Regions from separate parts of the Mus musculus genome. Here all the other regions are linked to region 3. Evidence: chromatin contacts called from ENCODE POLR2A ChIA-PET data. All regions are on one chromosome and are shown on one strand. The core of a region is the stretch at or near the end of the contact, and the rest is flanking DNA. Distances in the headings are between cores, read along the strand shown. Region 1 holds the start of B3gntl1 (UDP-GlcNAc:betaGal beta-1,3-N-acetylglucosaminyltransferase-like 1). Region 2 holds the start of Metrnl (meteorin, glial cell differentiation regulator-like). Region 3 holds the start of Tbcd (tubulin-specific chaperone d).

The links. ChIA-PET counts read pairs that join two places held with the same protein, here RNA polymerase II (POLR2A).
Region 1: POLR2A ChIA-PET joins it to region 3 with 10 read pairs in embryonic stem cell. The contact joins the promoter of B3gntl1 here to the promoter of Tbcd in region 3. POLR2A ChIA-PET finds 5 or more read pairs at or near these places in 4 of 5 experiments (Patski and embryonic stem cell).
Region 2: POLR2A ChIA-PET joins it to region 3 with 10 read pairs in Patski. The contact joins the promoter of Metrnl here to the promoter of Tbcd in region 3. POLR2A ChIA-PET finds 5 or more read pairs at or near these places in 2 of 5 experiments (Patski and embryonic stem cell).

What each region holds. Positions count from the first base shown.
Region 1 is chr11:121,671,897-121,675,155 of GRCm38, reverse strand. B3gntl1 (UDP-GlcNAc:betaGal beta-1,3-N-acetylglucosaminyltransferase-like 1) reads left to right here and starts at 2,005. Exons shown (of 13, transcript NM_178664.5): 1 at 2,005-2,171. The coding sequence starts at 2,124.
Region 2 is chr11:121,700,757-121,703,709 of GRCm38, reverse strand. It overlaps Metrnl (meteorin, glial cell differentiation regulator-like), which reads right to left and starts at 1,283. Exons shown (of 4, transcript NM_144797.3): 1 at 915-1,283. The coding sequence starts at 1,084.
Region 3 is chr11:121,450,617-121,453,608 of GRCm38, reverse strand. Tbcd (tubulin-specific chaperone d) reads right to left here and starts at 1,618. Exons shown (of 39, transcript NM_029878.4): 1 at 1,381-1,618. The coding sequence starts at 1,564.

The DNA.
Region 1 (3,259 bases), core at 756-3,255, 220 kb before region 3:
GCACACCCACTGTACACAGCTCCTGCTCACCTTCTCTATGTGAGGTGAGCTAGAGAGCTTTCACAGCGACCTGCAAAGGTCCCATCATAGCTCTGTTCTCTCACAGTGACCTGCAAAGGTCCCATCATAGCTCTGCTCCAGCTTCGTGGAAGAGGGTGGACACCCTGTTTATACAGGTAGGAAAAAGTTTGGCAATGCCTAGAACAGACTGTGGAAAGAGGTTGGGCACTACTGCATCTCCAGAAGTTAAGCTGTTAAGATTGCTAAGGGTACTCGGTTCCTTTGCAGAACTGCCAGGGACAGTGTAGGTTCTTTCCTTTTGGGGAGCGAAAAAGTAGGCCACTGTTTTCTACTGAGGAAAGAATAATAATAATAATAATAATAATAATAATTTGAATGCATGAGCAGCAGCCCAGAGCAGGAAAGTTGGCTCAGCAGTTAAGAGCACTTGTTGCTCTTGCAGACATAGTTTTGAGTCCCAGCACCTGCCTGGTGGCTCACAACTGTCTGTAATTCCAGTTTCAGAGGATCTGGCACTCTCTTCTGACCTTCATGGGCACCAGGGAGGCATGTGGCACACACGCATACATGCAGGCAAAACACTCACATACATAAAATAAATTAACCAAGATTTTGAAAAGCACTGCAGTCTAAAGCTTTGCTGAGAGCTCTTGCTATTTTTAAATTACATTTTATTTTGCGCATGTGTTGGGGGTGTGTGGGGTTGTGCACCATACCCTATATGTTCGGAGGTCAGAGGATAACTTGTGGGAGTAGGTTCTCTCCTTGATACCACATGGGTCCCAGGGCTCAAAGTCGGGTTCTAAGGCTTGGCAGCAACTGTCTTTATCCGTTGAGCCATCTCTTCCACCCATCTCCTGCTATTTTTAAGTGTGGAAACTCTTGAGGGCTGCTTGGTGCCAAGGCCAGTGGGTGACCTCAGTGTCACCCCTCACAAATGGAGGGTGTGGATGACCAAAATATGCCATCTTAAAATATATTTCTAGTTGTAGGATGACCATTTGGAGAAACTGCAGACACAAGCATTAAGTTAGAAAAGCACTAACGAAACAAAATGTACATGGGTTATCTACATTAAGTAATCAGGTGTTTTATCAATATCTGGGTTCCACGCAGCTCAGAGGTTGTCACCCGTCCTTTGGAAGTAATTTAGTGAAACCTTTTGGTTCTGTGGGATGCCTAACTTTGGGACTCCCACAGTTCATAGAACACTTCCTTCCCCAGTATCCCCCGGGACAATGAATCTCTGTGTAGCATAGGAACTCAACTATCTGGCGTTGACCAAGCGTCATGTGTCCTAATGCAGGCCACACGAGGGCCTTGGGTCCATGAGAACTATCTACCTTTGGCTCACTCCAGACAGACCCAGTCCAGACCCAGAACCTTCCTCCAGGAGGGGGTCCTTCCTCCTTGTCTGGAGCAGTCAGACCAAACAAGATTCTGATGAAATGTCGCCTGCTTTAAGCTTACTGGCATTTTCCTTTTTAAAGTTACATAGGCCCAACCTGCGGTGGGATTTTTAAGTAACCACCTACTTGCACAGGGTGGCGTCCCCCCACAAGTTCCCCCCGTTCTTAAGTTTTTTTATAACGTTAGTTTGGCTGCGGACTTCAGTTTGCGATTATTTCCGTCAGGTGGGGCAGGAGGACTTCCGCAGGCCAAGAAGCCACAGAGGCAAGTGAGAAGGACGAAGGCGCAAAGCCAGGGGCGCCCACGGACTCCGGAAGCCCAACCCTTTGCTCGGCCAGGCCCCGCCCACACACTCAGCTCTGGCCACCCCGGAACCCCTCGCCCGAGCTGCTCCCGCCGAGAACGGCGGCTCGCCCCTCCCGCTCCACCATCCAGAGAACACCGACGGGCCGCCTCCCTGAGCATTCTGCTCGAAGGACCGCCTTCCCTTACTGACTGACGTGTCTCTACACCAATAGAACGTGGCTGTTCCCCTAACAGCCCTCCCATACCCGTAAGTCCCTAGCGAGCCACGTGGCTCTGCACCAATCGGAAGCGGTCCAGTCTGTGCATCGCCTCCTGGAGCTTGCTGTGCATGCGTTGGCCTCCTAGGCAGGACTGCGATTGCAGGAAAAGGGCAGTGGAGCCGCGCGATGGAGGTCTCCGAGAACGCCACAACGCGCGGCTCGCTGGCCCTAGTGGTAGGTATGGCCGGGTGAGACGCGGTCCCGCCCTCTTGTGCCTTCTTCTGTTGCTGTTTCTCCCTCCACGGTAGTCATCTTGTCTCCGGCTCGCAGCCGCTGTACGCTGCCACGGGTTCGGGAACCTCAGCTTGGAGGGTTCCCACCATTCCGTTTCGAGGTAGACATGTGTCCGAGCTCATACCGTACACTAACCTGCACACCTACTAGCGCCCCTCCCGCCATATCCCTGCTCGCCAGCATGCCACACCTATCTTAATACCTAGCAGGTGGGTTAGATGTCTCAGGCCAGGGTGCATTAAGTGTGGTTCACAGGCATTGCGCCAAGTGATTGTATTTTTCATGCCAGTCTTATTGAAATTGGAAACCGGTAAATCAAGGCCTTTGTCAGAAATTTATATCTTTTTTTTTAAAGTTGTGAGGTCTGTAGCTCTGGCTGGCCTGCAGCACATACAGCTGAGGATAACCTTGAAACCCTCCAGCGTCCGAGCCACACTTACTGATAACAAATATGAGTCATAACACCCCTTTTCAGTTAAAATCTTGTAGGTCTTGAGAAAATTAAGAAAGTTCTTTCCTTTACAAAGTAAGTCCAGAGGACTGGGGTGTAACTCTGACATGCATGTGAAACACCCTGGGTTCAATCCCCAATAGCTCAAATAAATAACAAATAAAAAGCCTTTAAGCAACATGTTTTCAGAATAAACACAAACAGGATAGAATGCCACTTTGGGATCATCAGCTCCTCAAAGAGCGCTTCATTTGTAAAGGACGGTGTCTTCAACACTCCTTTATAAGATTCTTATAACCGTGTTCAGATTCAGTAATTTAAAGTACACTATACATAGATGGCCTCTACAGTGATTTATGTAGATATTGCCTATATTATATGTAGACCTTGTCTGTAGAGATTATATAGCCTTTGTGTTATATATAGCTTTGTAACATGTACATATATGTATGTATATGTTCACATCTACCTAGCCTATTGGTTTTCCTGCTCAGAAACATGTCCAGTTTTATTTTTTCACATTAATTCAGGGTGGGGGGGTGAGGCCAACTGTTAATTTCTTGGCTGTTCTTTACTA
Region 2 (2,953 bases), core at 34-2,533, 250 kb before region 3:
TTCTCAGAAAACCCTCTTGACCAAAATCACCCACCGCACGCATTGCCCCATGAGCCCCCTTCACTGGAGTCTGTGCTTCAGACGAGATCGTGTACCTCCCCAGGCCTGCGCAAGCGCCCTGCCCCTGGGATGAGCTACATCAGACCCCCACCGCCGTCCCAGCCCACGTTTTCAGGAGACCCGCATCAGCGCAGCGCGCTATGCAAACCGCTGAATTGGCAACTTGCAGCTGTAAAAAACTGGCTCTGCAAAGAGAGGGGGCCGGCCGCTGTGCCTGGCGCGTTCTCAGTGTCCAAAGTAGCTACGACTCCTCAGGCACCCCGCCCGCGCACACTTGTGACTTGTGCTTCTTTCCATACGTCACACTTCAGTTAAAACAACAGCAAAAAGTCCTCCGCTGTCACTGCTGATGGGGACGAGAGAGAAGTGTCACAGGAACCCTGTGCCCTGCTGCCAAGGGCGGCTTGACCTTCACCAAGCGGGCTCAGGGCTCTACCCTACTGCATTTGGCCGCAGACAGGTGTCGACCCCATCTCTTTGCCCCAAAGATACGGTCTGCAGCCGATACGGGTCTCGTTTGGACCCCACGCTCTCCACGCCACAGCTGTCCCTCTAGATGAGCACAATCCCAACCCTTTCCCAAGAATCAGAAATCCCAACCGTTGGGAGGACCAAACATGCAGCCTATGGAGCCCAGGAAACCCACTAGGGCAGTATTACGCGCGCGGAGAGTGGGCGTCTTCCGAGCTGGGACCCAGATGCCACCAACTCTTTTGTTCTGAAACCAGAGCTAGGGCGGGGGTCACCGGACTTGGCCAGCATAGCTGTCCCTACCCCGCAAGCTCTGCCACTCGCTGCCGAGGGCTCCGGTCCAGGTCCAGGGAGTCCACGCTGGAATCACCCGCAAGACTCACCTCCCCTTCCAGCTGCACAGGTCGCTGGAGTACTGAGCGCTCGCGCCGCCCAGCAGCAGTAGTAGCAGCAACAGCAGCGGTGGCGGCGGGGGCGGACCCGGCCCAGGGCCCGGGGACCGAGGCCACTGCTGCCCCGCGCGCCTCCGGGCCGCCCACACCGCACCCCGCATGCTCCGGCCGGGTCTGCGTCCGGTGCGTGCCTGCACCCACAGAATAGGCTCTTGAGGCAGAGCGATGGGAGGCGTGGGTCCGCGTGCGAACTGATCACGTCGCGCGTCTATAGCCCATCCCGGCTCGCCCCTAGCCGCCCACCACAGGAGCCGCCCAAGCTGCAACTAGAGAAGCGCGCCGGCTGCCCCTAGAACCTCTGAGCTGGCAAGTTCCCGGACCGTGGTCTGGCTCAGCTGGGGGGCGGAACCGTGAAGCCACCCCGCCCTCGGCCGAGCTCCGCCCCCGCCTGGCCTTCGGCCCGGGCCAGCAGTTCCGCCCCGTGCGCCAGCTCACAGATCTGTGTCCTGCCAGCTCTAGCCTGGAACGCCCTGGTGTCACGCCGCAGATACTCAGTGGGCAGCATCTCGCCGCACAGGACAAGGGAAAGTGCAGCTCGGAGTGGGACAAACGACTTTGCAAAGAACGGGAACAAGGTCAGGGAGGAGGGCTGGGGCTGGGACGAAGAAGCTGTAGGGATGGGGATGGAAGAGTTTGGGCCTGGGGGAACTGCACTATTATGCACGAAGTGAAGAAATCTGAGCTCCTTCCAGCAGCTAGACACCATCTTTTAGACAGCCTGAGTGGCCTCCAGTGCACAAGGACTATTGTGATGCTCACAACTCAAGAGCGGTGGCTTCTTGGGGTTCCTGGCACCCTCTCTTTCTGTTCCCCAGCTCAAAATTTGCCTTGGGAGGGAGGAGAGAGAGAGAGAGAGAGAGAATATCAGAGAGAGACTGAGACTCTGCCATTAGTAAGCACTGGCAGCTTCTACGAGGTTATTCGAGACTCTGGAACATCCATCCCATAGAAAGGCCTCAGGTGTGCAATCAGTCCCCAGGCCACACTTTCAAGTGTCCTGTGGTCTCTTGTTTAATATTCACTTTGTCATCTTGAAGCTGAGGTTTTAGGCTGGATGCTTCTTTACAGTGAAACCTACCTTGGGCAGTGTGGAGCTTTATCGTCATTTCATCTTGGGACCCATTCTATACTTCAATAGTATCTCCCATCCCGAGTTTGACAGATCCAATTGTCTCCAAATATCCTTCCAACAGAAACAAAAAAATAACCATCTGAGAGCCCAGTCTGGCCATGAAGGGGCGTCGCATGGAGATCATGGTGATCCTAACATCTAGTGGGGGAGCTACACAGGAGCAGGGCAGAAATAGGGAGGTGGAGGGACACATTCTCTGGCCTGGAGCTTGATTTAAAAAACAAACAAACAAACAAACAAAACAGGGAGAAGGTGATGAGGCAATCTTTCTTCACTTCAAAGCCCCAAACAGTATCAAATGATGGACGAAACTGGCCTGGATAGGTCAGGAGGAAACAAGGGATTCCAGAGTACCCTCTATGCATGAGGAAAGGCCTAGAAATGCAGTTTATTTATTAGGTGGCAACCATACTGAGAGTAAGAGGGACAAATTTATGTCTTCAAGAGGAAGAGCCAGCACCACCTGTGGCTTTGAGGCCACTAAACAGCTGAGGAAAGGAGAAGGTCTGGGGATCTGGAAAAGACATCTGAAGTTTAAGAATCAGTGTAAAACAGTCGTACAGCTGAGCAGGTCTTTCTACTCAACTAAAACCCAGAACTGGAACCCTGCCTCGAATATAAAGTGATGTCACCTTGAAATTCAAGGCCCTGTTTGATGCTCCAGGGACATACCTGTGCATTGAGAGCTTGAAGGTCTACTCCACCAACGCCAAGGCCCTTAGAGTATACACCTTGTCCCTATCACTGCAGGGTTCCAGTGCACAGACATTATATGAGCCAGGTGATAACCCCAAGCAGGTGAGGAAAGGAACCTGCCAATTGCACACTGTAAACTCTG
Region 3 (2,992 bases), core at 369-2,868:
ATCAAATCAGGTGAGCCTTGGAAATTCACGTCTCTCAGTAACTCTAATGGAACAGCTAGGGTCTTCCTAGTCCTTGTAACGCCCAGGGACACACCTGGCTTCTTGCTGACAGATGCTCACAGCTGCCCAACATCTGTCAGGCTCTTGAGGACCAGTGTGACCACACCTCCTGCTCTTCTTTTGCTCTGCACATCTTGCCCTCCGATCTCTTCTCACACATATGCTGGTGCTCCAACTCTCTACAACTCCACCTTCCCCTGCTAGTCAGACCCTCTTCACTTCTTGAGCCCTCCCCTGCCTAGCACGATGCCTTTCATTTCCAACAATGTTCAAACCAATAACTGTACAACCTCCCCAACCCTGGTCACCTGCTTTCCAACCCCTACCAGCAAATTAATGTTTCTACCCAATCCAATGGTTTCTCTGCCTCTGCAGTTCTCACCTGCCACTTCAGACAAAGCCCACCACTCTGTCTTACCCAAAAACTAGAGCCCCATCCAAAAAAAAAAAAAAAAAAAAAAAGACATTATGGAGAGAATGTTTTTAGCTAAGGAATACACAAAGATGATTTTGTTCAAGTACAAAACTCTAATTATCAAAGGGCTCATTTGGACATTGTCTTTGTTTTCTGTTGCTGTGATGAAACTGGCCAAAAATCAACTTGAGGAAGAAAGGGTTTATTTGGCTTTCACAGCCCATCACTGAGAAAAGTGTAGGGATGAATCAAAGCAAATAGAAGCAGAAACTACGGAGGAGTCTTGCGTGCTTGCTCCTAGGCTCAAGTTCAGCTGTCTTTCTTATACAGCTCAGAGCCACAGGCCAGGGATGGTACATCTCACGGTGGGCTGGGCCGTCCTTTATCAATTAGTAATTAAAGAAATATCGCAAAGACATGCCCACAAGCCAATCTGGTGGTGGCAATTACTCACTTGAGATTTCTTCCGAGGTATGTCTAGGTTTGTGTAAGGTTGACAAAAACTATGACGGACAGTATCCATTACAAACGACTGTAAAGGCCTACCTAAACTTGGGGGATTTAGAACCACCAAAGGAATCTAATGGCACTGTCCACTCTCCTGCTCTGCCTGGAACGGAGATCCCAGATAAACGTGGAGCTCTGAGTTTGCAGAATCCTGGCCTCATAGCGCAGCCCCATAGGAGCGCCGTGCCAGACCGCTCCTCTTTGCTTGCCATGAGCGCTCTCGTAGGAGGCAGGTTCATCCAACAATTCTGCTGGTTCCCTCCCTATCCACAGAGAGGTCTCAAGCATGCTTTGCTCAGTTCCTGGACATGGCAGGGAAGGCAGGAGGTATGGCTCCCCAGGTCCCTTCCTCCCAGATGCAAGGACCTCAAGATAGAGACTCGGGGCCCCGCCCGCACCGCGGAACCGCTCCTCCGCCACCTCCCGGGACGCGCGCTCTCTGTGCACCGCCGGCAAGCTGCGGAGCAGCGCGCGGGTCTCCGCACTCTCGCCGAACGCTTCCAGGGCGGAGGCGCGAACAAGCGCATCATCCTCCACCTCCTCCTCGGCGGCGCTCGCAGCCGGCTCATTGCTCAGTACCATCCTGCCAGCAGCTTCCGTAAGAACCCTACCGGCAACCGGGAAGAAAAGAGATACAGCACGAGAACTGCCAGCCCCGCCCTGAGACCTTCGACCCCCAACTACGGGGCGCGCAAGCCAACAAAACAGCTCACGCGAAGTCGGCTCAGCGCGCAAAATGATGCTTGCGTGAGTGAAGGGAAGCACCAGAAAAACTAAGCCTCCAATGTCTACAGCCTCAACAGGGAGTGGGTGGAGCCCAAAAGAGGTGGGGCTAAGGAGGGTGTGGCCGGAGCAGTGGGCCGGTACGATCTTTACAGGGAATGAACTCTAGTGTTGGAAGCCTTCTGGAGCTTGAGTGTGTGTAAGGTTAAGGAAATAACTGGGTTTGAAATTGGGGGCAGGAACATGGAAGGTTTTGAGCTAGTGTGGACAGCGCAGGAAAGCTGAACTAGTAGAAAGAGCCAGAATAGGACGGGTGGTGTATGAACGCAGGGGAGGAATGGGTTTTGAGTGTGGGGGCAAGAATGGGGCAATGATGTCTGAGCACCTGCAGGAGTGGGGCGCGGGGGGGTGCTTTAAGGGTGTAGGAGACAATGGGGTATTGCTCCAGGATGAAGGCTTTTGCCGTGACCTCAAACAGCACCATCATGACCACCCAAAGCAGTCCTGAGAAAAGACGTGAGCTATACGCTGCTGGCCCTGCATTCACCAGAACAGACCTCACTGGGAAGTAGAAGACTGGAGTGGTTAGATAGTTTAGTGTGCAAAGTCTCCTTCACTAAGCCTCGGGAGTTGAATGTGTAACAGTAGGCCCCCAAACCTTAGCACATCCTACTCCATGATTAAAGTGCCATTCAGGCTGTAAAACTCATTCGACAGCACCCACGGGGCAAACTAAAAAACAAAGACTTGATCCTTCAAAGTCCGTAGGTCCTGAAAAGTTTCTGAATGTGCTAACTTTGCTTTTTGGCTTCTCTAGTTCTACTTCTCGCTCACTATTGTTGATAACTGAAGTATGTCAACCTAGAACATATTTGTGTGTGTGTGTGTGTGTGTGTGTGTGTGTGTGTGTGTGGTTAAAAGTTCATGAGAAGGATCACTGTTTTGCTGGGATCCAGAATACCCAGGGTAGTCACTGGCCTGCTAATAAAGACTTTCTATTGGCTTAAATATAGATCCTAGCAGTCTTCTCAGATATGTTGTGGGGTAACAAGTTTGGTCCTCACATAGTGGAAGAAGAAGAGAACCACAAGTTGTACTCTGACCTATACACACATATTTCAGCACATGAGTACGCAAAATAAAATCTAAAAAAATAGAAAACAGTGAGGTGCTAGAGAGTGTCTGGCAGTGATTGTAACTGAAGGACCGGAGCCAAACGGGCTAGCATGGTGGCTTCCTTCCCTATTCGCCTGCGGTACCTGGGGCTTCAGCCGCTGAGGTGGGAGC